Regions from separate parts of the Mus musculus genome. Here all the other regions are linked to region 1. Evidence: chromatin loops called from intact Hi-C (ENCODE). Cell type or tissue: heart. All regions are shown on one strand. Region 1 overlaps Adap1 (ArfGAP with dual PH domains 1). Region 2 has its middle 18 kb from the start of 4930500L23Rik. Region 3 overlaps Zfand2a (zinc finger, AN1-type domain 2A). Region 4 holds the start of Cyp2w1 (cytochrome P450, family 2, subfamily w, polypeptide 1).

Region 1 (8,000 bases):
AGCGGAGCCTATCTTTGTTTATTTTCAAAATTCTTTTCAGTCTAAGGAAGTTTCACAGAAGCATTGCTCTGGAGACTGGTTAGCAGAGTCTCTGGCGCTAAGGTGTCCACTGACATCAGGTCTGTCTCTTGTCCAGGCCTGGTGCAGAGGCCTGCCTATTACAGGACGACACTCCTAGGACTGAGGAGCCACCTGGATGGCTGCCTATTCTCTCTCGACATGGACAGTGGCTGAGCGAGTCAGACCTGGGGCCTTGAGCACACGCTCCCTGGAACTGGGCTTTGGAGAAGTCTCTCTCAGACAGTGTCATCCAGGGCTACAGGAGGGAAGTAGCCCCTGGAGTTCCAGACGAGACAGGTGCCAGTGGCTCACTTACAGCCCCTGTCACATTTCCTGGCCTGCCAGAGACAGAGGCTGCTGGGTCAAGACCCCCCTATATCCCGGCCATCCTTTCCTGTGCCTGGGCTGCCTCTGTGAGGGCATGTCCTGGCTTACAGAGATGCTTGTCCCTCAGCAGGAATGAGCAGTGCATGGAGCCCTGTGACCATAGGGCCCTGCCACACTCTCTGCTGTGTGTCATTCCTCAGCCTAGGTCACAGTTGGCTGGAGTGTCTAAAGTTCCCCTCTGACGCGGAGATGTCAGGGTGTTGGGTGTGCCCTCATACCTGAGTGCACCTTGCTTTGTATCTGCCCCTCCCCACCACTGCTCAGCAAGGGACTGGGTGACAGCTGCCCTGGCTCCTGCCCCAGACTGTCCTGCCTCCACCCAAGCCTCAATGGCTGCCATTCACAGGGGAGGGTGGGCGTCAGGGCATGCAGACAATGGCCTTTGTTGCCCAGGACCAGGCCACCACCTCCTCTAACAGACTGGGTCCTGCCTGGGTCCCTCTGGGAGCCTCTCTCCCTATTTGCATAGTGACATTTAGGTCAAAGGTCAAGAAAGCAACAGCACCGGGATGTCTCCACTTGGTACAACCCCTTTTCCTTCCTCCCTGAGCGGCACAGCTCTGCCTGACTTCGGTTTTTCTTGTGTGCTAAGGCAGGGTGCTCAGCACAACAGTGTTTGGGGGACTGTTAAATCATGGGATGGCCAGGGTGAGGCACCCTGGGGTGGCTGGCTCGGCAAGAGGGTTAGGTCCTTTGAAACGATGAGATGACGGTGGAAGCTAGGTAGGGCACTCCTAGATGCAGATAACCCCATTTCCTGTCTTCCTGTCAAGCCTCCAAGGGTTCTATAGTGGCCTTGGATCTGCCCATGTGACAGGCTCCTATGAGAGTCACTTGTAAGATCAGCCAGGCTGTTCACAAGTACCAGGCTTCTTCTGAGCCCCATGTCCCAGACAGTCTGAGTGCAGTAGGGAGGTCTGGTGGCCTTGCTGGACCCCAGGAACTGTCTTGACTCCTTTAGCTTCACTTCAGCCCTGACCCTTTGGAAGATGGCAGAACTGAAGCCCAGAGAGAGGTGGCAGCGACGGTCCCCTGCCACCTTGTCCATGAGAACAGCTCGTGAGGTCTAGCTAGTGAGCTTCCTGGCGGCTGTTGTGTGACTCTGTGAACAGTATCTTCAGGAGACCAATTGCTTATGTACAAGATGGGGACACAGCTCAGAACCCCAGTTCCTGGAGCCATGGCCTGGAGCTGGCTCGCAGCACCCTCTCCCCACCAGGCTGTGTTCTGCTGGTTATTGGGCAATCGAAGAAGTAAACAAGAAGGGATGTGGGACACTCATACTGAAGGGTTCCTATGTATGACCAGAACACCAGGGAGTCTTGAAGCCAGAGCATTGCATACTGAGGACACATGCTATGGAGTCCCAAGGAAACCAGCACCTGGGAGGTGTTAGCTTGCACCAGGGCTAAGGTATCAGGTATTCTCCTGAAGGGAGACCCTACCTGACCCCACCTCAAGTCAGGGAGCCCCAACTGGACTAGAGCAGAGAACTAGAGCATCCATCACTGGATTCGGGAAGTCTTCCTGTGTGGCTTCTCAGAGAGAAAAGACCTCCCAAGGAGACACACAGGGTGAATAGATCTGTTCCCAGAGCCAAGCCGGGAAGTAGCAAGAAGGGCTGAGTGGTCACCTGCTGCCCACATGCTCCTGGGATCCCAGGTTCCTAAAGATGGAAAGCAACACTTCCAGGGTGCAGGTAGAGTGCAGGCCAAACATGCCAAGGAGGCCCTGCAGTTGCATGGGACTCACAAACATGGATCTCAGCCCCTGTCATCCACACAGCCCCTCTGTCTTACCTGGAGCTGGCAGGTCCCTGTGAGGTGGTAAGATGCTGGCCAATCAGAATCCGAACCTATACACACTGAAGCCTGCTCTTGGCCCCACTTACGGGTGCAGAAGAGACCCAGGGAGCTTCAGGACAGAGCCCAAGTGGCCAGAGCAGTGGGCAAGGAGTGGTTGAGCCCTGGGAACATAGAGTCCGAACATCTTGGGCATGTTTGCTTGCGTGTGTGTGTGTGTGTGTGTGTGTGTGTGTGTGTGTGTGTGCGCGCGCGCGCGCACAATGTGAGTACAGTGTCCGTGGAGGCCTGAAGAGGGCGCCAGATGCCTAGAACTGGAGTTACAGTTTGATAGGTGTAGTTGCCAATAGAAGCAGACAGAACTTGCAGCCTGAGGCTGGGTGTGGTTGCCCCAGTCTGGGTAAAGTCATGGAGTCTCAGTTTGTCTGGTGTCTCTGAGGCCAGGCTCAGTGCCGAACCTTCCACTATACCCCCAGTGGGAGAAGCCAGATGATGTGGATACCTGTCCCATTCAGAAGGGTCCCCACAGCAGTCCTGAGTATGGAACACACCCGACTGGGCTCACACCTTGGCAAGCTTCCTGTCACACTCATAGTGAGACCATGCGCTCATGGCCTTGAATTAAAAACAAAAGCACAAATTTACATATACCCCATGCAATTTACATACACTTTGCATATTCTGCTTGGAATGCAGTTCTTGAAGTCTGCAGGTTATGAAACTGTGAGTGCAGAAGGTACCGCATTGCCCTCCCCCACCCCTGCAGCCCAGTTTGCCTGCTGGAGATGCACAATGTGGTACACCCCAGGGCCCAACCTCTCTCCTGCCTGCCTTGCTGCTGGGAGCTCGCCCTGTGGGTAGCAGGGCCATCTATTCAGGGCAGGGCACCATGGTTGCTTAAATGTCCCAGAGTTGAAGGAAAATAGGTTCTTTCCCATTTGTAAGGATCAAGAGTAAAGTCTCTAGATCAGGTGTGGTTCACACCTGTCACCCCAGCATTCCAGAGGTTGAGGCAGGAGGATCATGACGAGTTAGTTCAAGGGCAGCCTGGGCTACATAGTGATACTCAACTTCCCTCTTCCAACTCAAAAACAAACAAACAAACAAACAAAAAAAACCAAAAAGAAATCCAATCTGGATTGCATGCTGACCATGCCACTGTATGGCCACAGCCGTGCAGAAGAGCCCTTGTCTCCATGTTGTCACCCCGAGGAAGGTGTGCTTCAACTGTAATAGGCTTGTAATGTCAGGGAATGGTGACTTCAACCTCACAGGGATGTGTGACACTGTGCCCTCTGTATGTGTGTCCTGTGAGATGTGGACCAATTACTCCCAAACTCCACAGCTGGCCCCAGCCCTGTAACTGTAAACCATAGGCATCTAATCAATGCTGACTAAACTTCATAGCCTCTACCTCAGGACCATCTAGTTCTTTCAGAGAGAATGGTCACTTCTGGTTCTACCTGATCACAAGTGTGCCCAGAAGGGTAGCCTGGCTGGGCTGCTGAGCAAGGTCCCTGGGCTAGGGTGGAAAAGGGCGATCCAGCCAAGCCAGTGGGGCTCAATACCTGTCAGCCCTCGGCTGGCCAGATTCCCATGGTACCAAGAAGGAAGCAGAGCTCTGAGAGAGGTCAGGCCAGGGATGCGGTCAGCGTTCGTTACGGGAACATCTCTTGTGTTGCCATTATGGAGCCTAAATTATAGGCATCGTGGCGGCTTGTCAGAATACTGGTCGGTTCCATAGAATATCAGCACATGGACCTGGCCTAGCAGAGGACCTACTGCTTCAGGGCCCTAAGCCTGATGATGCCCCGTCGGAGCCTCAGAGGGGCGGCAGAGTTCAGTCCAGCCCAGCTTGGAAACGGCGGCTCCCGATGTGCTCCTGCCACCTGCTGGCAACTATCAGAACAGCAAGCGAGAAGCGTGTTCCCGCTGGCTCCTAGGCTCCAAGCCATCAAGCATGGTTCTGGAGTTAGTTGGTGGGGGGTTCTGGGAAGCTGCTGCAGTCTTGTCGCCCCCTTGGCCCCCCACGTCTGGAGTCCACGCTCAGCTAGATATTGAAGCCTAGATAATCTGGTCCCTGAAGCTGAAAGAAGGCCAAGCCCAAGGTGTTTAACGAGCCAGTCAACAAACATTCAAAGTAGGTCCTGCCTGGGCTCATGGCAGTCATGGCAGTCTTGCTAACTAGTATCCAAGAAAGATTTGTCTGCCGAAGTTATAACAAGGGAGAGACACAAGGCACAGCGGCCACTCCATGGTCCCAGAGAGGCTCCATCCTTTGAGAAGTCGGAGGAGGGAACAGGACTCTTCTGGCATGCCTTGAGACTGATAGTCTTACGGGCGCCAGCTGCCCCCTCCCTGACGCCAGGCTGCTGCCTTTTTATGGCCACATGTCTGTGAGAGCACAGAAAATAGCCCCTTGTGTTTGGTGATGGGGACAGGGCTGCCTGGCAGCAGACAGCACAGGAGGAGATGCGGGGGGGGGGGGGGGGGGGGAGGTTGATGCTGCACTCCTACCCTTGAGCACGCTGCTGCCAGTCAAGGTTTCCCAGGACCCTCTTTGCCAATGAAAGCCACCCTGACACCCAGCAATGTCTACGGGTGGGGGAGTCTTACAACAGCCAGAAACTTAAAGCAATGCAGCCATCCGTCAGCAGCTCACCAGAAAACATTACTGCACCACTAAGGGATGTCCCCTGAAGGGGGGCAGGGCAGGGAGCCAAGAAGAGACCAACCACATCAGCTCCCTGTAGATGCATGGACTGGCTGGGCACAAGGAAGCTGGGCAGCAGGGAGTCTGGAGTGTATGGGAGTGACCATTTGCTTGCTTGCTTGCTTTGTTGTTGTTCATTTGTTTTGAGACAGGGTTTCTCTGTGTAGCCCCGGCTGTGCTGAAACTCACTCTCTAGACCAGGCCAGTCTCGAATTCAAAGATCCACCTGCCTCTGCCTCTGGGATTAAAGGCTTGCACCACAGCTCGGGGAGAGTGCCTGTTTTTGCCAAAAGGGAAGTAGCAGACCTGAGGCAGAATTGTACCAAGGTCCCCAAAGCTAGCCCACCTCAGCGTCGTAGACCTAGGGCTCTGGGAGAGTCCTTTTGGATGGCCTCTGGCATCATAGGGCTGGTAACTCTGTTCCTGTCCCTTCTCATGCCCAAGAACCTCTCTCTTTCCATGACCTTAGACTTGTCTGGCAGCCCTGGGCCACCTCAAGTCCATTGTCTCCAACCTCGTCCTTAAATCCATTATTCCCAACGATGACCCCAGGTCCTGCTTTGGTGTGGCGGGAGGATCAAGGCCTCTCTGGGCAGTGGGTCACAGGCCATTGGCAGGGCAGACAGGCAGATGAGACCTGCCGCCCTTGGATGTGTCCACCCTGCAATGGAGGGTACTTGGGACAGGGGTAGACATGCAGTCAGTTAGGTGGAGTCTCCATGACTATTTCTTTCTCTCTCTCTCCCCCCAGGCTACCGTGAGGGCCTTCTCTGGAAGCGTGGGCGGGACAACGGACAGTTCTTAAGCCGGAAGTTTGTGCTGACAGAACGAGAGGGTGCCCTGAAATACTTCAACAAAAACGATGTAAGCCCGCCATGGAGCCAAGGGTGACCTTCCCACGTGGGGTCCTGGCATCTACTGGGTCTGCAGGGCTGGGGATTAGCCCTTCTACTGTGTGTGGGTGCCTGCTTTCAGCTCCATCCCCATCAGTCCTCTCAGAGAGCAGCCCTTATGATGGATCCCTCTGGGGAAATACCATACATGTATGCATCCACACATGAACTCCCACCCCCCATGCAGGACTGACCCCTGCCCCTTCCTGGTGCCTCCAGGAGCCAGGCTTGGGGTGGGTTTGCTGGGAATGGTCCTGGGAAGCCTGAGGCTCCCCCTATCCGATGCTCCCTAGAACAGATTGGGGCAGCTGTGTGGAGTGGTGAAATTCTTAGCTGCAGGCCAGATGTGTGGCAGTTGCAGAGCAGGGCGGGACCCACCTGGAGGTGGATGGCTGCTGCCTTGCTGTGGGGCTAGCTGCATGGAAGGTGTGCCCAGCTCTGTGGTGCTGTTGTCCAAGATGGCAGCTTCCTGGCCTGCTTTATGTGTGGGGAATTGGCTCAGAGATATTTAGCAATCGCCCAAGTGTGTAGTGGCCCCTTCTCTGGGTTCTTTAACACCTAGAAGGGGCCACCTTTTGGGGTGGGGGACACCAGGAGACATGCCTAGACACCGAGGGTCAGGGACGGGGCTAGTCACACAGCTCCCTGGAGCTAGCCAGGACCAGTGAAAAACCTTCTGCTTTGCCTGCAGGTAACCTGGGAAGAGTAGAGATCTGGGAGCAGGGTGTGGGGGTTCTTGGCGAGCAATCCCAGATCGCAAGCTCCAGATGCACAGGCAAGCAAGAACTGGGTCAGGACAGGACAAAGAACACAAAGGGTCGCAGATTTGGGGACATTTTACCCAGCCCCCAAGTGTCATTCAGTCTCCATCACCCAAGGAAGTAGAAATTTACCTTTCAACCACAGACCAGGGATCTGGGGGTCAGAAAGGTTAAGTAACTTGCCTAAGGCTGCACAGCATACACAGCAGGTGTTTAGACCCCAGCACTGTCTGGGATCCCCACTAGCTTTCCTCCACAGGCCAAGGAGCCTAAGGCCGTCATGAAGATTGAGCACCTGAATGCGACCTTCCAGCCAGCCAAGATGGGCCACCCCCACGGCCTGCAGGTCACCTACTTGAAGGACAACAGCACCCGCAACATCTTTATCTACCATGAAGACGGCAAGGTGACCTGGATGGACTGGTCTGGGAACAGTAAACTTTAGCTGGGATCGTGGGGCACCGCTAAGTGAGTGTGTAGAGGCAAGGCAATGCACCCCGCCCCCAAGGCGCACGAATCCAGCCTTGCCCTCTGTGCTGCACCATCTCTGTATGGGCGGAAGGATAGCCCAGGCAAACACTAGAGCCTGTATACTTTCGTCTTGTAGCTCTGATGTGCACCTCTCCAAAGTGCTTGTGTGCGTGTGCGTGCATGTGTGTGTGTGTGCATGTGTGTGTGTGCGTGTGCGTGCATGTGTGTGTGTGCGTGCATGTGTGTGTGTGTGCATGTGTGTGTGTGTGCGTGCATGTGTGTGTGTGTGCGTGCATGTGTGTGTGTTGTGTGTGGGCTACGGAAAGGCCAGGGAAGCTGGAGTTTGGGTTGATCCCCTGAGAAGCTGCCATATGTCTGGTTTGGGTACAGTTTGCCGGGAAGTTAAGGGTCTCCTGCACTGCTGCTCCCCTGTGCCCTCACACCTGAGAGGTCTTCACTCACTCGTGTTTAGGGTCTAGTGGGATCCAAGCTCCTCTATACAGTATGTTGCCTCACTTACCTGAGCTAAACAGCCATGCTTGCCTGCCATGGCTAGTGTCCACCCCAGGTCCAGGGCTGTCTATAAGCATCTAGGGATGTGGGTGGGCTGTTCTGGGCCTCATCTTTTCCTTCCCGGTCTTAGTCCAGTCTGTGCTGCTGTGTGCTGGTTTTTTTTTTTTTTTTTTTTTTTTTCGAGACAGGGATTCTCTGTGTAGTCTTGGCTGTCCTGGAACTCACTTTGTAGACCAGGCTGGCCTCGAACTCAGAAATCCACCTGCCTCTGCCTCCCAAGTGCTGGGATTAAAGGCATGAGCCACCACCACCCGGCACTGTGTAACTGTGTACTGTTTTAACACACCCTGCAATCGAGTTCTGAGAAGCTGTGCCTGGGAGGTGGGTGGCCTGAGACTGA
Region 2 (8,000 bases), 220 kb before region 1:
CAAACTGTCTATCCTCCTGCCTCTGCTTCCTCTGAGCTGAGATTTGAAGTGTTTACCATGATGCCCGCAAAGGAAGGAGTTTTAAAGAACCACTTTCAGCTGGCGAATAATCTGTTTTTCTGGAATCTTCGGCACACTCACACATAAATCCATGTTCATCTCTAGGATCTTAGAAATTCAACACTATATTTGGTATTGTGTCTTTAAAAAAAAAAAACAAAAAACAAAACAGGGTGTCACAGTGTAGCCCTGGCTGGCCTGGAACTTATTCTGTAGATCAGGTTGAAGTCTAATACACAGAGATCCTCCTGACTCTGCCTCCCAAGTGCTGGGATTGATATCGTGTCTTTCGTAAATGAAGGTAGTAGGCCATGGTGATGCATGCGTCTGACCACAGCACTCAGGAGGCAGAGGCAGGAGGATCTCTGAGTTCAAGGCCAGCCTGGTCTACAGAGTGAGTTCTAGGACTTTCCAGGCTACACAGAGAAACACTGTCTTAAAGAAGAAGAGGAGGAGAAGGAGGAAAAAAGGAAGGAGGAGAAGAGGAGGAGAAGAGGAGGAGGAGGAAGAGGAAGAAAGAAAGAGAGGAAGAAAAAGGAAGAAAGGAAGAAAAAGAAGGCTAGGGGTGGTGGCTCATGCCTGTGACCCAGTATGATAAAAGTTTACCTTGAGTCCCAGGCCAGTCTGGGGTGTATACTGAGGATGTCTTAGGGTTCCTATTGCTGTGACCATGACCATGGCAACTCTTATAAAAAATTGAATTGGTGCTGGCTTACAATTTCAGAGGTTCAGTCTATTGTCATAATGGTGGGAAGCATGGTGGCATGCAGACAGACATGGTGCTGGAGAAGGAGCTGAGAGTTCCACATCTGGATCAGCAGGAAGAGAGAGGCACTGGATCTGGCTTGAGCATTTGATACCTCAAAGCCTGCAGCCAGTGACACACTTCCTCCAACAAGGCCACACTTCCTTGATCCCTGGCAAGTAGCACCACTCCCTAAAGATCAAGCATTCAAAGATATGGGTACCATTTATCTATCTATCTATCTATCTATCTATCTATCTATCTATCTATCTATCTATCTATCTATCTATCTATCTACCTACCTACCTACCTACCTACCTATCTATCTATCTATCTATCTATCTATCTATCTATCTATCTATCTTTGGTTTTTCAAGATAGGATTTTACTGTGTAGCCCTGGCTATCTTAGAACAATCTCTGTAGACCAGTTTAGCCTCAAGCTGAGAGATCTGCCTGCCTCTCCCTCTTAAATGCTCAGATTAAGTCATCCACTACTGTGCTCAGCTCAGTGGGGCCATTCTTATTCAAACCACCACAGAGACCCTGCTTCAAAAAAACACCAAAGGGTTAAAGAATTAACTCAGAAGATAATGCAATGAGCAAGCGTGACAACCTGAGTTCAAACCTCTGGACCCACATAAAGTTGTCTTCTGGCCTTCAGACATACAACAGGCTACCTCTTATCCCCTCCACACACCATACACACATGTACAGACACAATAATACATAAATAAAAATAGCCAGATATGGTGGCACATGCATTTAATCGAAGCACTTAGGAGGAAGAGGCAGGTGGATCTCTGTGAGTTCAAAGCTATCTTGGTCTACACAGAGAGATCCTACCCCTCACCCTCCCCCCCAAAAAAACCAAATAAAATAAATAAATAATTGCAGTATAAAAATCAAAATCAGAAAGAAAGAAAGAAAGAAAGAAAGAAAGAAAGAAAAAAGAAAGAAAGGAGGGAGAGAGGGAGGGAGGGAAGGAGGGAGGGAGGAGAGAGAGAGAGAGAGAGAGAGAGAGAGAGAGAGAGAGAAAGAAAGAAAGAAAGAAAGAAAGAAAGAAAGAAAGAAAGAAGAAACTAAGCCAGTGGTGGTGACACAGGATGGTCCTCCCAGTTATTCAGGAGGCTGAGGCAGGGGGATCATGACTCAGAGGCTAAACTGGGCTTTAGAGTGTGTCAGAGTAAGCTGCTGTGGGCTCCATTTCTTTCTTTCTTTTCTTTCTTTCTTTCTTTCTTTCTTTCTTTCTTTCTTTCTTTCTTTCTTTCTTTTTGTTTTTTTGGTTGTTTTTTTTTTTTTTTTTTTTTTTGGTTTTTCGAGACAGGGTTTCTCTGTATAACTCTGGCTGTCCTGGAACTCTGGAACTCACTTTGTAGACCAGGTTGGCCTAGAACTCAGAAATCCGCCTGCCTCTGCCTCCCAAGTGCTGGGATTAAAGGAGTGTGCCACCACGCCCAGCATGGGCTCCATTTCTAACTCCACTAAAAGAAAAAGAGAAAAGAGGAAGGAAGGAGGGGTGACTTAGAAGCCAGGCACGGTGGCACAGGCTGTAGCCTCAGCAGTCTGGCTGAAGGCAGAGGATTAGAAGTTTAAGGTCTAAGAAGTTTAAGGTCAGTCTAGGAAATGTAGGGAAGCCCGATCTCAAGGTAAAACCACCAAGCACGGCAGCAACAACAATAATAACAAAGTTAGTCTCCAGTGTAAAGTCTGCACGAAGCAGTACCACCTCTTATTACCCTGCAATTAAATAATCTCCCAATACATTAAAAGCGGTGGACGCCATCTTTATTATTTCTCTTTAAAGTTATTTACACACAGGATGGAACTTACATCTTATTTCTATTTTATTTTCTTTCTCCCTGGGCTGAAACACTGCCCATTTGTCTCTTAGATCGTCTGTTTTCTTTACTGTGCAGAGGATCTAATATATGGGCTGATTTTATTAGTTTGTATCTTCTATTAAATTATGTTCATGCAAGATTTGCAAGAAAAATAGCTGCTTGGCTTGCTTGGGAATTAGAGACTTAATTTGGGAGGTTGATTCTCACTTAAGAATTCAGTCGCTAAAGTGAAGTGTCAGAAAAACACTCTGCCGGGGGACAAAAGCAGATGCCCAGGACACTGGGTCTTACCCTTTCTCTAACTGTAAAGAGTACCTGATGAAATTGTTTTCCTTAGACACTTTTAAGTACAAGGGACAGAGACCTGAGGGAGCTGTGACAGGAACGGTGCTGAAGCACTTGCAGGTTCTGGAGCACGCTAGAAGAACAATGTATCACCGAGCCACACCCCAACCTCCCCTTTACTAAAGTGCTCATCAAATGAGCCACGCCCCCAGCCCCTCATTGGGGGATTCTAGGCAGGGCCTCTACCACTGAGCCACGCCCCCAACCCCTCATTGGGGGATTCTAGGCAGATGCTCTACCACTGAGCCACACCCCAGCCCTTCACTGGGGGATTCTGCACACACTTTCAATTCATGAGTCACATTCCCAGTCCTGTTTTACTTTTTGAGACAGTGTTTCCATAAGTTGCCCAGACTGGCATTGAAGTCACTTTGTATCCCAGTCCTGCCACAGCTTGGCAAATAGCTGGAGGTAAAAACCTATGTTGCCAGGCAGAGCCCTTAGTTCAAATTATTCTCATCTGAAACTGAGGCTCTACCAATTTGATGGGATTCGCCCCTTCCACCCATTTTGCAGACAGGCTCCTGACAAGGCATCCTCTTCTGCAGGTTTGCTGGACTAGGGTTAGGGGTGTCAGAGATTGGGTCAAGTCCACCCGACCTGGATATAGTAAAGTCCCTTGGATAGGTTCTAGGAATGTGCACACACATACGGGGGTGGTGGTGCAAGGGGATGCCCAGAAACAACACCGTGTGGAGGGGTTTTATTATTTCAGGTTCCTGACAGGGAAACTGAGGCGGACAAGGGTTCACTGAGAATTAAGGCTCCTTAGGATGACAGCATCATCTGCTTCTCCACAGCTAGAATGCAAGTTCACCAGAGTAGGACAGGTGTCATCTCTGATAGCCTACAACCAGCCTCCCATGCACTGTGTTCTCAGGAGACACTGTTAAGTGGTTGGTGCTGGCTTCCAATATCAGGACAGCCATCCAGCAACTACCTGTAGCCAGTGCTACACACGCTGAGCCCAAGGGGAGGGGTTAGCACACATGGAGCACAGAGTTCAAATGATGGGAACTGAAGGGAAGGGAGATGTAGGGAAGTAGGTAGGAGTGGGAAGGGGTCATCAATAGCTCAGCAGTCATTTTGATGACCAACTGTCCTGCGGTTGGGAGCCCTCCATGCCCTTGCAAAGCCCCCTCTGGGCTCTGGACTAGCCTGGTGGAAGGTAACTCTGTGACTAGCCGCCGCTGCAGAGGAAGGTGAGTCCTTGCTTTGGGCGCCCAAGATTAGCAGCCCTGCCTCCTTGACTCCTGGCTATCTATCTGAGCCCGTGTCCTGCCAGTCTCTAGCCACTAGGTGGCAGGCGCGAGATGGGTTGGATGCACCGTGGTGCGAACTGCGCTGTTTGTTTATCTGCAGGTTTTGCGCGGGGGGGGGGGGGGGGGGGGGGGGAATAGAAGCAGAAAGAACTAATCACAGAAAAAGACAATCAGGGCTGAATTCCCGGAAATGAGTAGTTTATACCTCAGAATTTATTCAAAAAGGTTAGCTTCAACAGCCCACTAGCTGTTTCGGGATTTTTATTTTGCTTTTTAAGTAAAAAATAATTTAATGCGCGTGTGTATTTTGCTTACATGTATGGGTACCACGTACATGCCTGTGGAGGTCAGAAGAGGGAATCAGATCACCTGGAATTTGGAGTTACACACAGTTATGCGCCACCATGAGGGTGCTGGGAATCAGATCTGGGTCCTCTGGAAGAGCTACCAGTGCTCTTAACCACCGAACCATGTCTCCAAACCATATTTTGTATTAAGACAGGGTCTTGGAATACAGTCCGGGCTAGCTTCAAATATGCAATCCTTCTGCCTCAACTTCCTTAATGCTTGGATGACAGGCCAGTGCTATTACCCACGCTGGTAGGGGCTATCTCTGAATCAGTGGTGTGGTCACCTCTGGTCTCCTGGCCGCCAGGGTCTCTCATTCAGGAGACACTGGGCTGACTGAATGGGACAACTTTTGGTCTGCAGAAGCCTCGGGCTTGCTCTGCACCTGGCCCGGCAATATGGATTATGCCCAGTAGAAAGCGGCTGATTTCCTGCCTTAAGCAAATTCTCCATTAGAAGACAGAGATCCAGCTCAGCAGAGCTTCTGATCAATGCCTTCTCTCAGAATATATCTACTGAGTGGTTGTGGTGGCCCAAAGCCCTGCAATTCCCAGCACTCTGGATGCTGACACGGGAGATGCTGAGTTCAAAGCTAGCCTGGACTGCATGGTGAGACTCTGTCTCAAAATTTGAACTCCCCCTACATAAGAAATGCTTATTGATTTATAAAAGTATTTTCATATTAGTCAAAAAGTAGAAATGATCCAAAGATTTACCCAGAGAGAGATAAATGAATGAGTAAAATGTGGTATCACTAAATGGGAATATTACTCAGTGGGACATAAGTTACTGATACATGGGTTGCATAAACAGGAATCTTCTGAGCGGGTTCTCTAGAACTGTGGGTCTTGACCCCCGTGGGAGGGTTGAGCCATCCTTTCACGGGGGTCACCAAAGACCATTAGAAAACACAGATATTTACACTGGGATTCATAACACCAGCAAGATTATAGTTAGGAAACAGCCATGAAAATAATTGTATGGCCGGAGTCACCACAACATGAGGAACTGTATTCAAGGGTCGCAGCATTAGGAAGGTTGAGAATCACTGCTCTAGGAGAACAAAACTTATAGAATGAATACACACACACACACACACACACACACACACACACACACACACTCGTGTAATATATAACATATAATATAATATATAACGGGCTGTGGTCCAGCTAGTCCAACAATGGCTTTCTACCAATGAAAAGCCTAAGAATCCAGTAGTTGTTCAATTCACGGGGCTGGATGCCTCCCTTGGTCTTCAGTTCAATCCTGAAGACGCAGGCTGTAGTGCCAGTAGAGGAATAGACTTTCTGGCAAGAGTAAAAGCAAGCAGGCAAAGAGAGCAAGCATCCTTCTTCCATGCCCTTTATATAGGCTGCTAACAAGGTGTGGTCTTCTGCTGGTAAGTGTGTGTGTGTGTGTGTGTGTGTGTGTGTGTGTGTGTGTGATTGTGTATGTGTGTGTGGTTGTATATGTGTGTGTGTGATTGTGTATGTGTGTGTGGTTGTATATGTGTGTGTGTGTGTGTGTGTGTGTGTGTGATTGTGTATGTGTGTGTGGTTATATATGTGAGTGTGTGTGTGTGATTGTGTATGTGAGGATGTGTGTTGGGAGGGGCCCATGCATATGTGTTCATTGGCATATCGGAGGTCAGAGGCATCCTCCAGTGTCCCTTCTCAGGCAAGGCCAACCTTTTTGAGACAGACTTTCACTGAACCTGCAGCTTACTGATTTGGCTACACCAGCTGAACACTGAGCTCCAGGGATCAGCCCTGGTATTGACCCCCAGGTCAGCTGTTTCAGCAGCACGGCATCAGAATATTGAACATAGGTTGTTAGGCTCACAAGGTAAATGACTCCCCTTCAAAGCATCTCCCTTCCGCTTTGGGATTTGTTGCTGCTGTTTTGACTTGGGGAGCTCTGTATGTTGTTTTTGAGGTGGGTCTCACTTAGCCCAGGCTGGCCTCAAACATGGATCCTCTGCCTGCACCTATTGAGCGCTGGGGTTATAGACATGTGCAACTGCTCCTGGTTTATGATGTGCTGGGGCTGGAACCCAGGGCTTTGGGCATGCTGGGCAAGCACCCTACTGATGGTAGCACATCTCCAGGCCCTCCCCTCGCCTTGTGCTTGTGATGGGGTCTCTGCAAGGCCTGTACTTCAGCCTCCAGGTTGCTTGGCTTTGGCTTCTGCCACCCTGCCCAGCAAAATGCTCACGGCTGGGAATGTGGTCTTTATTCTTCTAGCCTACCACCCCCCCCCTCGCCTTCAGAATAAGCCTCCACTGGGCACATTACCTAGTTCTTCACAGACATAGACCAACAGAGCATGGCCATTGCTCACTGTCCATCTTAAACACAGTATCTTTGGTGCTCGTCAGCACCGCTCACCGGCGTTTCTCCTGCCTCCATCTAGGCTTGCCTGTCCCAGATCGGATTCTGCTTGCCAAGCAATTTCCAGATAAATCCTCCCACTCTGCCTGCGATCGTGTCTTCACAAAGGGTGCTAAGCTAACCGTGATCTTTGCCGAATTATGCTGCGCTCGGCTCACTTTCCCTCTTTTAGAATCCTCATCACTCGCCGGTGGAATTCTAAAAATATCAGCTAAGCCACCAACTAATTTTTAATCCTCGCTTCTGCTACCATTGACAGATGGGAAGTTCATCTCTACCCTTTGTCCTTCCCCGATTAAGCAATTATAATCTTTCCCTGACAATTTGATTGTTGACGGTCTAAGAGTCTGGTTGGACCAAGAGACCAGGCGGGACTCTTGCTGACAAGGTGCTGAGATCAACTCAGCTGCAGGTTTTTATCCTCTGGATTCCTTCTCTTTCCTTTTCCCTGTGTGTGTGTGTGTGTGTGTGTGTGTGTGTGTGTGTGTGTATACATGAATGTATGTTGGTGCACATGCATGTGGTAGCTGAGGTTGATGGGAAGAAAGTACCCTTCATCACCTTTCCACCTTATTCATTGAGGCAGAGTCTCTCAGTCAACCCCAGAGCTCACCCATGTGGCTAGCCCCACTACCCAGCCAGCTCTGGGGACTCCCCATTTTTGCCTTTGAAGGCTGGAATTACAGACCTGCCCAGTCTACATTTTTACCGGTCCTGAGGATTGGAATTGGGTCCCCATGTTTGCATGGCAAGTGCTTTAACTATCGAGCCATCTCCAGAGCCCCTGAACCTCATTCTCTTTGGGAAGAAACCAACAATACATAAGATATGAGGTTAATGGGCCGTGGAGTCCACTCAGTTTTTGGAGCAAACATGAGGACCTGAGTCCCATCCCCCAGAACCATGTCAAAAAGCTTGATGCTGGCAAAGCACAGATTCAATCCCAGGGCTGGGGAGGCAGAGATGGGAGGATCCCTTGGACTCACAGAATCCAAGAACCCATA
Region 3 (8,000 bases), 190 kb before region 1:
CCCTCCATGGCTTTTGTAATAAGGTGCCTTTGGGCACAGTCTACTCATGGTCCCCAAGAACAAGAGTGGACGGGGTGCCCTTTCCTTACCTCTGGCTGGGGATGCTATGGAGGAAGGGTGTGCACTTGGCCTGCAGTGATGTCTCCAAGGTTGACTTAAGCAACCAGCCTCACCATGCCAGGACTCCGCATGCCTGGCTTCAGGCTGTTTTGTGGTTTGAGGCAGTGTCTCACTGTGGAGCCCTGGCTGTCATGGAACTCACCCTGTAGACCACACTGGCCTTGAACTCAGTGATCCCCCTGACTCTGCCTCCCAAGCGTGGATTCACTTTTAACTCCCAAGAAGAGCACCAAGAAATGAGAGCCATTTCAGAAATGTCTGGTTTTGCCATAGAAGCTTCTCCTCTTCGTGCCGAATCCCCATGGCAGCAGGCTGAGGGTGTCCTCAGCACTTTGTGGAGCAGAAACCCAGACAGAAGAAAAGCAGTGGTTCTGGGCCTTGGGGTGCAGCCACCATCACTCCTGTGCCACCTGTGTGGCCTGAACCATGTCTACCCCCAAATGGCCATGGCAGTGTAGGGGAAGATGCTTGGGGTACTCTGGTGACCTGTATAAGCGTTTACCCTCACTTTCCAGGAGCTTGGCTATTAGAGATGACATGGGACCAACCACCCAGCGGGTTTTGACTTTCGCCCTTAGTTCTGACAGCCTTTGGGACAGTTAACTGCATGAATTCCATACATAGCAGCTTTGTGCAGGGTTCGTGGCCTCTAGCTGTCATGGGAGGCAGGGGTGGGTTCTACTCACTCTGTTCTCTAAGCCAGTGCCTCTCGTCACATCAGTCCAGCTCTAGACTCATCGGTGCACTCATCCTGGCCCCAGTGCCTGGTTAGATCGGGGGGTGGGGGGCTGGGGGGGTATTTGCTTTTAGAACAAGGTCTAGGCAGTGGTGCTATGTGGGGACATTGAGACAAACCAATCTTTTGTACTTCCACTTCCCAGCACTCTTTCATGGTGGTACACACTTGAGGTATAGCTAGCATAACAAAGCTTTTGATTCAACTTAAGTTTTAAAACTACTGGGTTCAATAATTAGGCAGTGTTTAAAAGGGGAGTTGGATATATACGTCTCCGTCCTAACCATGGTATGCAATAGTGTTTCCACTGAGATGACTCTAAGTTGGAAATTAAAAGCACACTGGGCGGGCTGGGGAATGGTCCAGTGATTAGGAGCCTGAACCTCTCTGCAGAGGACCAGAGTTTGGTTCCCAGCACCACCCATATTAGATGGCTCACAACTATGTGTTAACCTCAGCTCCAGGGGCAAATGATGCCTCTGAGCTCTGGGCCTTGCACTCACATGCCCATGTTCTTAAACATGAATTCGGAAGTACAGTGGCAAAGGTTAGAGCCTAGCGTTGTGGGTTAACCCTTACCCAGAGCCCACCAGTGAGGAGCTGGGGCCACAATTCAATAGAAGAGCACTTGCCAAGAACCCCTCGGGCCTGGTTTAGTGGAGTACCTGCCTGTCATGTCATCAGGCCTCAGATTCTCTCCCTACTGCAAGGAAGCAAAATCACCAGGCTTTAGAGACAATATCAAATGCAAGACATTGTGTGTTGAAATATCTTATGTATAATGGTTAATAAAAATTATTTATTTCACCCATTTTTTATTCTAGACAGTTTCTCTAAATAACCCTCACTATCCTGGATCTCAACTATGTAGACCAGGCTGGCCTTGAACTCAGATTTTCTGTCTATACCTAGGATCAAAGGCGTGCACCACCACTCTCCGCTTGTTTCATTTGTGTGTGTGTTTTGCTTGTGTATGTGTACTTTGTTCATGCAGAGGCCAACTTTTCTTAGAAAATATGGATAATTCTTTTCAAGGTCTGCATTTTGTGTGTGTAGTGCAGGTGTGTTTGCATGTTTGTACATGTAGGGGCACAGGTGTACACGTAAATGTGGAGGCCTGAGAATAACCTTCAGTGTCGTCCTTGGTCGCTTTCCCCTTGTAAGCTAAGGCAGAGACTCGCTGAACCCAGGGCTTGCGGCTGCAGCTAGCTCCAGGAGCCCCTGTCTCTACCTCCTGCGTGCTGATTACTGGAAAGCTGCCGTGCTTCCTGACTTTTGTGAGATTGGGGATTTGAACTCTGGTCCTCACACTTGTGTGGTGATCACTTTGCCCTCTGAGCATCAAAGCTCCATGTGCTTTTTAAAGAAAGGACTTAGCAGTTCCCCCTCCAGTGAGATTCTCTGTCCTCAGCTGCTCACACTCTTGTGCAGTTCCTTATTTGCTTTGGTGACTTCCCTTTTTGTTTTTTGTTTTTTGTTCATTTGTTTGTTCTTTCTTTTTTTTTTTTTTTTTTTTTTTTTTTTTTTTAAAGATTTATTTATTTATTATATGTAAGTACACTGTAGCTGTCTTCAGACACTCCAGAAGAGGGAGTCAGATCTTGTTACGGATGGTTGTGAGCCACCATGTGGTTGCTGGGATTTGAACTCCTGACCTTCGGAAGAGCAGTCGGGTGCTCTTACCCACTGAGCCATCTCACCAGCCCCTGTTTGTTCTTTCAAGACAGGGTTTCTCTGTGTAGTCCTGGCCGTCCTGGAACTCACTCTATAGACCAGGCTGGCCTCGAACTCAGAAATCACCACCACTGCCCGGCTTCCTTTTTGTTTTTATTGTTGTTTTGGTACAGTGTCTCATTATCCATAGCTGGCATAGAACTCTATATAGACGGGGTGGCCTCTGAGCTCACAGAGATCTGCCTGCCTTCTACCACTAAGAAGTGCTGGTGATGGAACCCATGGTTTCACCCAGGCTGGGCAAGTGAGCAGCTTCAGCCTCCAGCCCACTTTCTACTTTTGATAAACTCTGCTTCTCATCGGCTTGTCCTGAGATACTTTTCTGCATTGAAGCCTAAGATCTGGTTTTACCTGAATCAAGGTCCCTAAAAGATTTAAAGAAATTTGGGGCTGGAAAGATGGCTCTGAGCACTGGCTGCTCTTCTAGAGGTTCGAATCCCAGCACCCACATGATGGCTAGCAACCATCTGAGATTCCAGTTCTGGAGAAATTGATGCCCTCCTCTGGTCTCTGCAAGCACTGCATGCCAAGGTACACAGCATGCAGAAAACACTCATATACCTAAAATTATATATAAATGGTGGTGCATGCCTTTAATCTCAGCGTTTGGGAAGCGGAGGCAAGCGGATCTTTGTGAGTTCAAGGCCAGCCTGATCTATAAATCAAGTTTCAGGTCAGGAGAAGCCCTGTTCTGAAAAGGCACGCACTTGGGCCTGAGTGAGCAGGGCTGGGGCGAGAGTTGACTCAGCGGTTAAGAGCACCGACTGCTCTTCTGGAGGTCCTGAGTTCAAACCCAGAAACCATATGATGGCTCACAACCATCTGTAATGGGATCTGGCACCCTCTCCTGATATGTTTGAAGACAGCTACAGTGTACTTACATATATAAACAATAAATCTTAAGGGGGGGGCGCTGGTGAGATGGCTCAGTGGGTAAGAGCACTGACTGCTCTTCCCAAGATCCTGAGTTCAAATCCCAGCAACCACATGGTGGCTCACAACCACCCATAATGAGATCTGGTGCCCTCTTCTGGTGCGTATAGTGTATACGTACAGCTATCGTGTACTTACATATAATAATAAATCTTAAAAAAAGAGAAAAAGCACACAATTTTTTTTAAAAATGGAAATAAAAAAGATTTAAAGAAATTCCTTGGGCTGCTACAAATTAACAGAATGGAACCCTATCCCTGTTGCTGCTGACAGGACTGCCCAGACACTGTATCAGTGGGCACAGCCCAGTAGTTCACCAGACTGTTCAAATGTGTCACTGTCCACCTGCCAGTCAATTATAGCCCTGCACCCCCAGAGTGTAAATTCAACCTGTATTTGTGTGTGTGTGTGTATCTGCATGTTTCACCAGTATATATGTCTGTTCACCTGTATGTACCTGCTGTCTTTGAAGGTCAGAAGAGGGTGTCATATCTCCTAGAAATGACAGTGCACACGAGCCACCATGTAGGTGCTCAGAACTGAACCCAGGTCCCTGGAAGAGCAGCAAGTGCTCTTAACCTTGGAGCTCTCTACAGCCCTGGAAGCAGCTTTATGGGGGGGGGGGTTGGTTTGGTTTGGTTTTTAGTTGTTATTCGTTTTTGGTTTGGTTTGTTGTTTGTTTTCCCAAGACAGGGTTTCTCTGTGTAGCCCTGGCTGTCCTAGAGCTCACTCTGTAGACCAGGCTGACCTTGAATCACAGAGATCTGTCTGCTGAGTGCTAGGATGGATTAAAGGCACATGCCACCTCCACCTCAACCTCTCGAGTGCTGGAGTTCTGGGATTCCAGGCAAGAGTCACCTCACTTTTGTGGAGAAGCTTGGGATCTATGCTTGACATAGGCTGTCGCATTAACTAAAGGTGTCGTTCTGTCTCTAGTGGGACAGATATGTCGGCAATTGCTTTGGCACCTTAAACTCAGAGACGTGGCTTTGGGAAGGGGTGTCCTCCATGTCTTGGCTGCCGTCTCTCTTCTGAACTGACTTTCACTGTCACAGCTAGTGCGTCCTTGGGTGAGGCTCACAGCCTGGCTCTCTTTCAGAGAGAAACTAGGAACAGCAGCTTGCCATTGGAGCATGAGGTGCAGTTTCCGTCCTTTTCACAAGATGTCACCAAAAAGCCTTCATTGGAACGGAGGTTGACAGAGCCACAGGCCCTGGGAGGCACTGAAGCTGGGTAGTGTCCTGAAGACTGGGTCTGAGCAGCCATCCCTCACCTCACTTCCATAGCTACAGACTAACAAGCATCTCTTCTGTTCCTCAGCTCCAAAATCAGGTTGGGAAGTGGCTCTGTGGGTGAACTAGACTTCCTTTCCCAATACAAGCTTGAAAGGGGGGGATTTTGATGTCCTCTCTGGCTTACTACTATCTTTTTTTAAAGATTTATTTATTTATTTATTTTATGTATATGGTACACTGTAGCTGAACAGATGGTTGTGAGCCTTCGTATGGTTGTTGGGAATTGAATTTTTAGGACCTCTGCTCACTCCTGTCGGTCCCATTGGCTCTCCTCAACTCCGCTCACTCTGGTTAACTTCGCTTGCTCAGTTCCTGCTTGCTCCAGCCCACAGATTTATTTATTATTATACATAAGTACACTGTAGCTGACTTCAGACACACCAGAAGAGGGTGTCAGATCTCATTACGGGTGGTTGTGAGCCACCATGTAGTTGCTGGGATTTGAACTCAGGACCTTTGGAAGAGCAGTCAGTGCTCTTACCTGCTGAGCCATCTCGCAAGCCCTCTTTTTTCGTGTGTGTGTGTATATGGTATGCATGTGTGTGTATGTAAGTATATGTATATGCATATATGTATGTTTGAGAGTCTGTGTGTATGGTGTACATATGTGTATGTATGTACACATGTGTGTATGTATGTGTTTGTATGCATGTGTGGTGTGTATATGTGTATATGTGTACATATATGTGTGTGTGCGGTATGTATGTGTGTGTGAGTGCATATAGGTTAGAAGTTGATATAAGGCATCTTCCCTTGATCACTTTCTACTTTATTCACTGAGTCAGGCTCTCTCAGTTGAACCCAGAGTTCACTGATTCAACTAGTCTGGCTAGCCAGGTTGTCCTGAACTCTGTCTCTGCCTTCTGAGCACTGGGATTACAGGCAGCCGCCTTGCCCGCCAACTTGTTCACTTGGATCCTGGGGATCTGAACTCGTGTTCCCACACTTGTGCAGCAAACACTTTATGCCCTGAGCCACTCCCTGGCCCACATGCCCAAGGTCTTGAGAGGAGTGTGAGAGGGGAAGCTGGCCTGGCTTCTTGTCTGAGATAAGGAGTGGCTTGTTTTATTTCCCTGGCTCGGGGGTTGAGAGCACAACCACATCAACTCACCACAACTGCTCTTCCAAGGGACCCAAGTTTGACTCCCAGTACCCACATCAGGAAGTTAACTGAGCTTCAGGGAATCTGACCCCTCTGGCCTCTGTGGGCACCTACACTAGTGCACATCACCACACACAGACACCCACTGTCTTAGTTACTGTTTTACTGCTATGAAGAGACACCATGACCAAGGCAACTCTTACAAAAGCAAGCATTTAATTGGGGCTGGCTTACAGGCTCAGAGGTTTAATTTGTTATCATCATGGTAGAAAGTATTGCATTGTGTAGGCAGACGTGCTGGAGGAGGAGCTGAGAGTTCTACGTCTTGATCCAAAGGCAGCCAGAAAGAGACTATCATCCTCACTGGGTGGAGGCTGAGCACTAGGAGACCTCAGAGCCTGCCTACACAGTGACACACTTCCTTCAACAAGGCCACACCTATTATAGCAAGACCACACCTCCTAATAGTGCCACTTCCCATAGGCCACCACATTTATACACAGTTTAAAATCCCTCACAGATGTGCCCCATTTATGTTTTTGCTTTGGTTTGGTTTGGTTGGTTTGGTTTTTTGAGAAAGAACTTATCTGTGTACCCCTGGCTGTCCTGGAACTCACAGAGATCTACCTACCTGTTCCTCTCAAGTGCTACCACTGCTGGACTGTTTTGGGGGTTTTTAAGTTAATTTCAGATGTAGTCAAGTTGATAACCAAGTATAGCCATCACACAATCCCTTCAAGTTGTCCTCTGACCTCCACACAGGCATCTTGGTAGGCATGTGTACATGTGCACACATACTAAATAAATAATTAAAAAATAATTTGTAATCATATCACTAAGGGACTGGAGTGCGTGGCTGTTAGTTCTTCTCTGAAGAAGCTGTTCACTGTCTTCTGGCATCTACACACACACATATTGCATGCATGCATACAGACAACTGTGGAGGCCTAGGTAACTGTTACCTGGCTAGTCTGCCACTATAAGGAAGTGTTCTCATATGTTTCTGCTGTTACTAGGAAACTTTATAATGCCAAGATTGATTAGATATGCTGTTATGTTCTGTGCCCTTGGAAACCAGTCATGATAGAAGTCAGTAGAACTGTTTTGTATTGTTACCCACAATAAGCTTGGACTGGAACCAACCACCCTACAGCACTTCCTGCACCCATATTTGAGCTTTTATGGTAGTTGCTTTTATAAACTGCCCCTGGGATGGACCCCAATATAAGAGAGACACCTGCACCAATGTAAGAAACTACTTGGAATAAAACTTCCATTTTGAGTAGTGGTCCAGTAACGTTTAAGTTTCCAAGACTTCCTTGGGAACTGACATCCTACTTGGCAGAAAGAGACATGTGTGTGAGTAACTGACATCCTGGCTGGCAAGTTAGGACATAAATATTAGACAAGGCAAGTCCCCTGTCATAGTTGAATACCCCAACCACTGGGAGCAGGATAGATAAGTGTACAACAAAGACACGTTGCTAATGAAATCCCCTATCCCTAAGTTCTGATTGGTGGAATAACTTGGCACAGATGTTTCTGGATGTTGGGCTTAAGAACCCTGTAGGATCTTAAGTTGGGGTCACGGTTCAGTTCCCGAATCTGGACCATGGCCCTGGATGACCAGTCCTGGGGTGTGTGCTCAGTAAACTCTCCCTGGCAAACTGAGATCGGTGTTCATGGATTTTGTGAGGTGATTCTGGGACCTCAACAACAACAACAACAAACAAACAAATAAATAATTAAGGGAACAAGGAAAGGAAAGAAAAGCCAGTTTTATTCCATTTGAGTTTGGGCCAGAGAGTCTTAGCACGTGGCTAGGAGGATGCAGTCTGTCTGAGTCAGCAGTGCTGTGTATGGTCGGCATGGCAGCTAAGGCCACGGCTGAAACACATTTCCTCATCTTTATCTAGTTACGCTGCAAGCCTGGAAGAGGGCCATTAGTGATTTTTATTTTTAGAGTTTTCAGAAGAATAATGAAATCAGTTTAAACATACATTTTCTGGACTGGCAGGATGGGTCCTTGGGTAAAGGTGCTTCCCCACAAAGCCTGATGAGTTTGAGCCCCAGGCCCCAC
Region 4 (8,000 bases), 73 kb before region 1:
TTGTCATTGCACCTCTCTGCCAGCTCGTTGGAAACAGAAGGACTAAGCATTTGTATCTGGATTCCCATCTGCAGATGGGAGCCATGGCGTGTCCCCCTTCTGCTTCTTGAACTCCCCCACAGCCCCCTGCACCAGAGTCACTTATATACTCCCAGGTATGGAGGTATATAAAGGAGCTTTACAGATAAATATATCCCAAGAAATCTATTTTAAAGTGATTCTGAATACAAATAATTTTCCATGTATTAAAGATAAAGACAAGTTTGCGTATTCCTGACTTTTTGCCTGTCTAATGCTGCACCAGCCACAGATAGCGCAGCTTGGTTGCTCAGAAGCTGAGGGGCGGGCAGCAGAAAACACTGAGAGCTTGTTTTCCATAAACTGTTTTAAGAACAGAAACCTTTGATTTTAAAACCATGAGACTCTTTATTCCCAGCGCTTAGGAGGCAGAAGCAGGCCAGTCTCTTGAGTTCGAGGTCAGCCTGGTCTACAGAGTGAGTTCCACCATGGCTAGGTGGAACATCACATGACCTGTGACCTGAGACTGATAACATCTGGCCAAGAGCCAGGGTACAGCTTACTTACACCAGGGCACGTGCGGTGCCCGTGAGGATGCCTCACACAGTTGCTTTTGCTTGCCTGGTTGGTTGGCTTTGGTTTTTTTCTAGGCAAGGTTTGTGTGTGTGACCCTGGCTATCCTGGAACTGGATCTGTAGACTGGACTGGCCTTAAACTCACAGAGACCCACCTGCCTCTGTCACCCAAGCCCTACCACCACCAGGTACACATTTTACTTCTAATTTTTGATCATTACACAGATACGTCTGACTTGCCAAATATTTTGTGCCCAAGCAAGGTTGCAATCCACAGTGGAAGAGGCAGGGGGGACGGTGGCTGGGATCTCTGGTAGGTCAGGCAGTCATCCCACCCACCTATCCCTTTCCTACAGGAATGTTAATAGGCCGAGTCTCTCCAGGGTCTTGTTCAGGTGATGACAGCTGCTCTGATCCAAGGACAGAGGACACAGTCCACCTCCCACTCGCAGCTCCCAGTGATCAGGACATGTGTCACAGGGAGGAGGTGGGCATCCTGGGCCAGCTGGGCTAAAGCCAGGTGCCCTCAGCTGCCTGGAGGCCCACTATCCTGAGCCTGTGAGAGCAGCCATAGTCCTTCATGAGCAGTCCACTCAGATCCAACTGCCACTAGAGGGCAGACCCCACACTCCCAAACCTTAAGCATGTTGTCCTCTGCCTTCCTGCCTGGCAGTTGCCACATGGCAGGAGAGAGGACACACTGGGGCAGCCTCTAGACTTCTAACCTGCCAGCTCACTTGAGTGGAGCAGAGCTGAGCTGACCCCAGGTCTAGTAAAAGTGATGAGATTGACAACAGTGGCGCACGCCTTTAGTCCCAGCACTCGGGAGGCAGAGACAGGCAGAACTCTGAGTTCAAGGCCAGCCTGGTCCACAGAGTGAGTTCTAGGACAGCCAGGGCTACACAGAAAAACCCTGTTTCAAAAAACAAATGGGATAGGCTTGTCTCCGGTCCCTAGCACTTGGGCACAGTAGCCAAATACTGCATTAATGTGGGGAGACAGGCGGCCAGCCAAAGCATGAACCCCTTCCTGGGTCTTGGGGTCTCAGACAATCTGGCTACAAACCCTGTCCTCGACCTTGTCCTATGTCATTTAGACACTCTGTCACTTCATGTTTAGTTACTTTAAAGCACTGGCTGGGGCCAGCACCAACACAGTACACCACCAGAGCCCAAGGGGGACTTACTCATGTCTCTTTAGTCAACAGCGACCTGTCACCACCAACCACCAGACTCTTGGTGCCAGAAGGGACCCAAGTGTTGTATGATCTGGGTCTCACATGTACTCCAACTGGCTCTTGCCACTCATGGTGGCATCTAGGCCTGCCCTTCCGCACTTGGGGAAGCCCTGTACTGACGGTGGCCATATCCGTGGCCACAGGAATGCTTCTGGAGAAGGCACAGCTGGAGTTGGCACGTCACAACAGACATACGCAACAAGGTTATCACCCGCGCATTTCAAAGCCTTGAGTGAGCGCACAGAGAAACAAGGAATACAAACACCACTGAGAAGAGGAGGTGGGGCAGGGGGAGGAGATGGAAGGAACAAGGACCATAGCTAAGGGTTTCCTGGTAGCCAAGTCGAAACAGGAAATGTGGTAGGTTCCTCGCTGTTGGTGAGAACTGGCATCAGGAACCAGGCGAAGGTTCCCGGGGCATCAGCTGGGCGAAGCTCTTTCCCTCCAGCCATTCCTGTTCCAAGTAGCCACATGGCAGAATGCCAGTTGTCACAGCAAAAGAAAGGAACAAAAATGTCGCCTGTGGTCAAGCTCAGCAGCCCCTGGGTCCCCTTGGTACCAGTCAAAGGTGGAGCAATCCCGAACTTTGGGCAGAATCTGCCTAGGTAGGGAGATGGGGTATACGGGGGGGCTATGGAAGGGCTATAGACCAGGCTTCTGGGGATGGGGGAACCCTGTGACCTGGTGGGAAGCCTGGGTATAGCCAAAGATAGGGTGGGCGGGGGGTGCAGTGTGTGTGTGGGGGGGAGAACAATGAAGGGATTGTAGTCTCTACTCTGAGGATTTGGCTGCCTTGGGGACCAGAATAGAAAAGTGTCTGTAGTGTCCGGGGTGTAAAAGCCTGGAAGGTGAGTTAGGGTTCCTGTAAGCACCATATCAGGACAGGGTAGGGCCGCTGCACTGGGCCGATACGCCCTCTGCCCCATGATGCCAGATGAAAGGCCAGCTTCCAACCTCCACATACGGGTAAGCAGCCTTGGCACCACTGTACACTGAGTCATAAGAGCTGTGGTGGTCCAGAGGGACAGTGTGGGACTGTCTGCCTATCATTCATTGCTAGGAATGCTACAACCACCCCAAAACCTGCAGTGCACCCTGGAGGAGAGGTAGGCTAGGCTCTGGTAGTTTTCCAGAATGTGTGCACCCTAAGATCTCGGCACCACACACAAGGTCTGGGCAGGAGGCCGCATGGTGAAAGCTGGGGCAGGCCGTAAATCCAGGTCTGCAGGGCTGAGGCCGGGTGGGGGCAGGAGGCGGTACCGCTGAAGGAGGCCAGCGAACAGCAGGAAGAGCTCTGTCCTGGCCAGGCTCTTCCCAACGCAGACCCGGCGACCTGCAAGAGAAACCCATGTAAGATGCCAGGCCTGCTCCTGGAGGGGAGAGGGCTGAGCAGAAGCTGGTGTAGGCACACCCCGAAGGCTAGCAAGTTACCAGCGGAGAATGGCAGGAAGGCCCCCCGCTTCATAAAGCGCCCCTTCGCGTCCAGAAAGTGGTTTGGGTTGAACTGGCTTGGGGTCTCCCACTGCGTCTTGTCCAGGAGGACTGAAGTGAGCAAAGGAATCACAGGAGTGCCCTGTGAAGCAGAGGGGTCCTGGGTGGGTAGGGGACGAGGGCAGGACACCATCTGGGGGAGCTCCTGCCACCCACCTGCCCCACGGGTGAATATGAGACCCAGGAAGTCCCCCATGCACCCCAAGTCAAAGGGAAGAAGTAAGTGGGGCCCCACCTTGGGGAGCAGGTAGCCACCCAGCTGGATGTCAGCAGCTGTGCAGCGGGGCACATGGGGCAGGAGTGTGATGTACCGCTGGACCTCATGCAACACAGCACTGGTGTAGGGCAGTGCTCGCTGGTGCTCTGGTTGAGGCAGCTGCCCAGGACCCAGCACTCGGTCCAGTTCCTCCTGCACGCGACCTAGGCCAGAGGGTAGCACTGTATGGGTGAAGCCCCATTCCTAACCCCCAAGAGCTCTCTATCATGGGGTGACTCTCACCCTGCACATGTGGGTGCTTAACCATCAGGAAGACGGCCCACTGCAGCGTGGCCGCCGTGGTCTCTGTTCCAGCCATGACCATGTCCAGTGTACAGGCCAGGACATTGGCCTCGCCAAACATGTCCTCAGGGTCATCTTCCTGCAGGGAGGGTGGTCAGAACTGGGCTCGAATCTAGGAGGATCCAACCCCAACCTGTAGCCCCAGCCTAGTTCCAGGACCCAGAGGAGGCTGGGCAGAGATCAGGCTGGGTGGAAAGCACTGGTGTTTACTGGGGGTTCACCCAACATCAGTGCCCACTCCAGGTATTCACAGGGGCCAATCTGATAGAGGAGACTGGGACTCCCAGAGGTCAACAGATGGGGAAGAGCCCTCCATAGTTCCCCTCCTGTGAACTGGGGCCCCCAACACCCCACCACCACCACCACCCCCGTCTCCGATGAAGCCCTGGCCCTGTCCACACCTGGCCCTGCTGAAGCAGAGCTTCTACATAACTCTGCGCGGGACCGCCCGTTGGCAAGGGTGGTCTCCGCGTTTCCAGCAGGGTTCTCAGGATGGTGCGCACCTCCTCGATCTTGCTCAAGACCGGCCTGTGCAACCGCAGGAAGGCCCCCAGCCGGGGGAACGTGTTGAATAGCTGCGTGTGGGCAGGACAGGGGGTAGGGTAGAGGTGAGGCGACAGATGCAGTTACTGTGAGCAAGCCAATCCGTCCATCAGGTGCAGGCTCTGGACAAACGAATCAGGGCAATGCTGCCCCTGGCCACAAGAGGGCACCAGGCCAGCAGAACTGGAGGCTTGTCACCCTCCTGGAAGTCCAGGGAGCAGGAGAACAATCTCAGGGTGTTCAGGAAGGAGCCAGCTGACCTGATGCATTTGGATGGCTCTGTGCAAGATCCAAGTACTCTTTGCTCCCTGGAAACATGTTCCTTTCTATTATCGCTGAAAGAAAGGAGTCATAGCTATGCGGGCTCACAGGTCCTTCGGATGGGCAATGTGTGACTTACAATAGAGTGGGTCTGGTGCCAGTAAGTCTTCAGAATTCCGGGTGCATTAGCAATTACTGGGGAAATGCCTCACATTGCTCTAAATGGTGAGGACCATCTCTACTGCCCAGGCATGGTAGCACACACCTTTAGTTCCAGCATTCAGGAGGCAAAGATGGGTGGATCTGTGTGATCGAAGCCAGCCTGGCCTATATAGACAATTCCGGAACAGCCAGGGCTACATAGAGACACTCTCTATCAAAAGAATAAATAAGTACAAGGAAACATGCCTGGGTGTGAGGGACCCTCGGACTCAGGTCCCACAAACTGTAAAGGTCCTTGCACACACTTCAGCAACTGCACTTATTACTATAGGGGTGTGTGAAAAGGTGGGGTTCTTTGGTCCAAATGCCCCATCTGCCAGAGAGCATAGGGCCTGCTTCATGTGCAGTCTGTCTTTGGCCGATGTCACACATCCGTTGTTTGAAGATTGTTAGGTACCAACCAGCCCTGACCTCAGGGTTTAGAACTGGGCCCAACATTCTAGTTCAGCTGGGGCTCAATTTCCTGTCGGGTGGCAACCTCTCACCTGTATGCCAGGTGACCCCAACAGGACCATGACCTGGTCAATGAGACTCAGCAGGGACACAAACACAGGATCCTGGTAGTCAAAGCGCTGGCCGAAGAGAAGTGTGAAGGTGATGTTGCAGGGTGCCCAACCCAGCAGCGCCAGGGGGAGGGGCTGGCCTGTAGGTCAGGGAGAAAGGCCTCAGGTGGGAATAGATGCTGGGCAGGGGCATCCCGGTCCCCCACTCACCTCCATAGCTATCCAGCTGTCCTTTAAGACAGGCCAGCTCCTGCAGCACCTTGCCCACCATGGATGGCTGTTGCACACCCAGGCTCTGCAGTGTGCGCACCGTGAATTGGCGACCCGCCCTCCAGCGAGCTCCAGAAGAAAAGAAAATGCCTGTCAGGTAGACATGAGCCATGAGTGCCAGCCACGCCCCATCTGATGATGCATGCAGGGAACAGGGGGCCCACTCGGGGTGGGGGGGCAGGCTCAACTCCATGCCCCTCCCATTCGGAGGTTACCCTGGGTCATACTTCTCCTGTCTTGCAATAGGCTGATCCTGTCTCTCCCTAGTACCAATCCAAGAGGCCTAGTCTCCCCCCCATCTGGCAAGGAACCCCAATGCCCACCTACCCCCACCTCGCTGGATGTGCTGGAAGATGGGAATTGGGGGCCGGTCGGCTAGCTCATGCCCGGTTCCAACCAAGGCCTCCCTCACCACCTCATAGCCCGACAGCACCACGGTCTTCTGAGATCCCAGATGGATTGTGAACATGGGCCCGTAGCGTTCTGAGAGCTGGTGGGGACAGACAGGTGTCAGACAGGCAGCCTCCACCCACCCTCTAAGAGTTACATACAGCCGTACTGTATGTAGGCTGGAAGCTTAAGAGCTGGAGAGAACCCCAAGAGCCCCTCCAGTCTCCCCAGGAGGGGGCGCTGTTCAAATGTTCAAACTTCCATCACCCCACTTCAAAGAGAAACCGTTGAAAAAAAATGAGAAAGCTAGAGTGGAATTTGTGGGTCTCACCCAGAGCCATGGCTGGATCTGCCTGATCTCTGCTCCTCAGACTGGGCCCCGAGGTAGGGCCTGAGCCTCTGAACCTAGTGCCGGCAGCCACGTCGGAGTCTAGCCTGACCCACCCTAGGAAAGGTGTGGCAGAGCCACTTCAAGCTAGCTCTGCAGTTGTGTGGACTTCTCTGCAAACAAGAGTCCCCAGACAAAATTCAAGGACCTCCACCCTACTGAGCCAGTTAACCCTGGCCAGTGGCGGTGCAGCCAGCTTACCTTCATGTCTGAGTTCTAGGGAGAAGCCGTACCTAGCTAATACCCTACCCAGACAAGGGCACTGCTGCCCTGCCACATTTCCAACACTTCTAGACACACCTGCCAGTCTCTTCCTCATTGTTCCAGAGCCCACCCTGCTCACCAATCCTGAGCCCTGACCCTTGGCTGCTGTCCTGTCCCATCTATCTATCTATCTATCTATCTATCTATCTATCTATCTACCTACCTACCTACCTACCTACCTACGTATCTATCTATCTATCTATCTATCTATCTATCTATCTATCTATCTATCTATCTATCTATCTTTTATTTGCAATTCTGGGATAGAACCAGGCTCTTGTGAATGCTAAGCAAACACACTACAATGAGCTATCTCCCTAGCCTAGGCCACTCTTGCTTCCAACATCTGCTCTCTGGGACAAGCCTCTGGCATCCTGAATCCCCCCTGGCTTCCCTTGTCAGTGCTGGGACACAGACACCATGTGAGCTGTGAGATGAAATAGGGTCGCCCACCCTACCTCCATCAGTGCCCGGTCTTGTTGGGTCACACCCAGCAAATGCAGGTTCCCCAGGAACGGCAGAGGGCGAGGCCCAGGGGGCCACCGAGGAGCCAGGGAGGGGCTCCGGGTGCAGCCCTGGAGCAGTCCCCACAGCCCCAGAAGTAGCAAGATCCCCCAGACACCCAGGAGCAGCAGAGCCATGTGAACAGCTGGATGGCAAATCCTCAGCTCTCCAGGGGCCCAGTGAGCCCTCTGCCTTATAGCCATCCTCCCCAGGGCGTGCCGGCACCCCACCCACCCCACCACCCCGAGAATGTGGAATGAGCAGTTTGCAGGAGACAGCCCAACAGGAGGCTTAAAGCTACAGGTTATGTGGAATGTGGGGTCTCCTCTGTGGCAGGGGGCCTGGGTTGGGGGCTGAAAGGACCTCTGTCGGCAGTACAGAGCCAAGACGTTTTGGTCACAGGTTATCCAAGCCTGGGCCAGGCGAGGTCAGGCTTCCAAGATACCTACATCCATCCCTCCATGTCTCCTCAGGTTCCAGTGTCACAGTCAGAGCCATGTCTATTCTGTCCCCCACTTTGGGAACCAATAGTTCTCCGTGGCCTCCCGTCAAAGTAGAACTTACGGGACTCTGAGACTAGACCCTCATCCTGAAAGAAAGGATGAGGGTCCCCTGTGTCCTCAGGACCCTAGTGCCCAGCAGGTACACTGAATGCCCTGTGCAGCCATCAAGGACCTCTCTCACCACAAGGACCTCAAAGCTCATAGCCTTCAGAAGCAGTGAGTGTCTGCTGAAGCTGAGGGAGCTCTCACCCCAGCAGCCTGGAGTAAGGGGC

The links. A loop is a pair of places that touch in the nucleus more often than their neighbours do. Peaks named below come from ENCODE experiments on the same cell type or tissue, not always from the same donor. Only the 100,000 strongest peaks of a DNase experiment are listed, where the experiment ranks them.
Region 2: a loop joins it to region 1, with 10 times the contacts of the local background. A loop is called at or near these places in 8 of 42 quality-filtered maps.
Region 3: it touches region 1 in a loop (3-fold over the local background); 3 of 42 quality-filtered maps call a loop at or near these places.
Region 4: it touches region 1 in a loop (8-fold over the local background); 8 of 42 quality-filtered maps call a loop at or near these places.

The regions. Positions count from the first base shown.
Region 1 is chr5:139,278,531-139,286,530 of GRCm38, reverse strand. Adap1 (ArfGAP with dual PH domains 1) reads left to right here. Exons shown (of 11, transcript NM_172723.4): 5 at 5,714-5,826; 6 at 6,876-7,022. Among named protein-coding and RNA genes, the nearest start is that of Get4, 30 kb to the right of the region's middle. In heart, no CTCF peak of the experiment used is centred here; a DNase peak (open chromatin) is centred at 4,150; H3K27ac peaks cover 1,795 bases; H3K27me3 peaks cover 1,782 bases.
Region 2 is chr5:139,501,554-139,509,553 of GRCm38, reverse strand. No RefSeq gene overlaps it. Among named protein-coding and RNA genes, the nearest start is that of 4930500L23Rik, 18 kb to the left of the region's middle. In heart, a CTCF peak has its summit at 4,270 (motif pointing right); a DNase peak (open chromatin) is centred at 4,283; H3K27me3 peaks cover 3,783 bases.
Region 3 is chr5:139,464,883-139,472,882 of GRCm38, reverse strand. It overlaps Zfand2a (zinc finger, AN1-type domain 2A), which reads left to right. Exons shown (of 7, transcript NM_001159908.1): 7 at 1-1,667. Among named protein-coding and RNA genes, the nearest start is that of 3110082I17Rik, 8.3 kb to the right of the region's middle. In heart, a CTCF peak has its summit at 4,686; a DNase peak (open chromatin) is centred at 7,771.
Region 4 is chr5:139,352,009-139,360,008 of GRCm38, reverse strand. Cyp2w1 (cytochrome P450, family 2, subfamily w, polypeptide 1) reads right to left here and starts at 7,393. Exons shown (of 9, transcript NM_001160265.2): 1 at 7,180-7,393; 2 at 6,007-6,169; 3 at 5,620-5,769; 4 at 5,392-5,549; 5 at 4,282-4,455; 6 at 3,821-3,959; 7 at 3,557-3,741; 8 at 3,262-3,403; 9 at 407-3,163. The coding sequence starts at 7,362. The coding sequence ends at 2,976. 3110082I17Rik (RIKEN cDNA 3110082I17 gene) reads left to right here. Exons shown (of 5, transcript NM_028469.3): 5 at 1-270. In heart, CTCF peaks have their summits at 1,206 (motif pointing right), 4,580 (motif pointing right) and 6,288 (motif pointing right); DNase peaks (open chromatin) are centred at 1,168, 4,422 and 5,584; H3K27ac peaks cover 152 bases; H3K27me3 peaks cover 4,179 bases.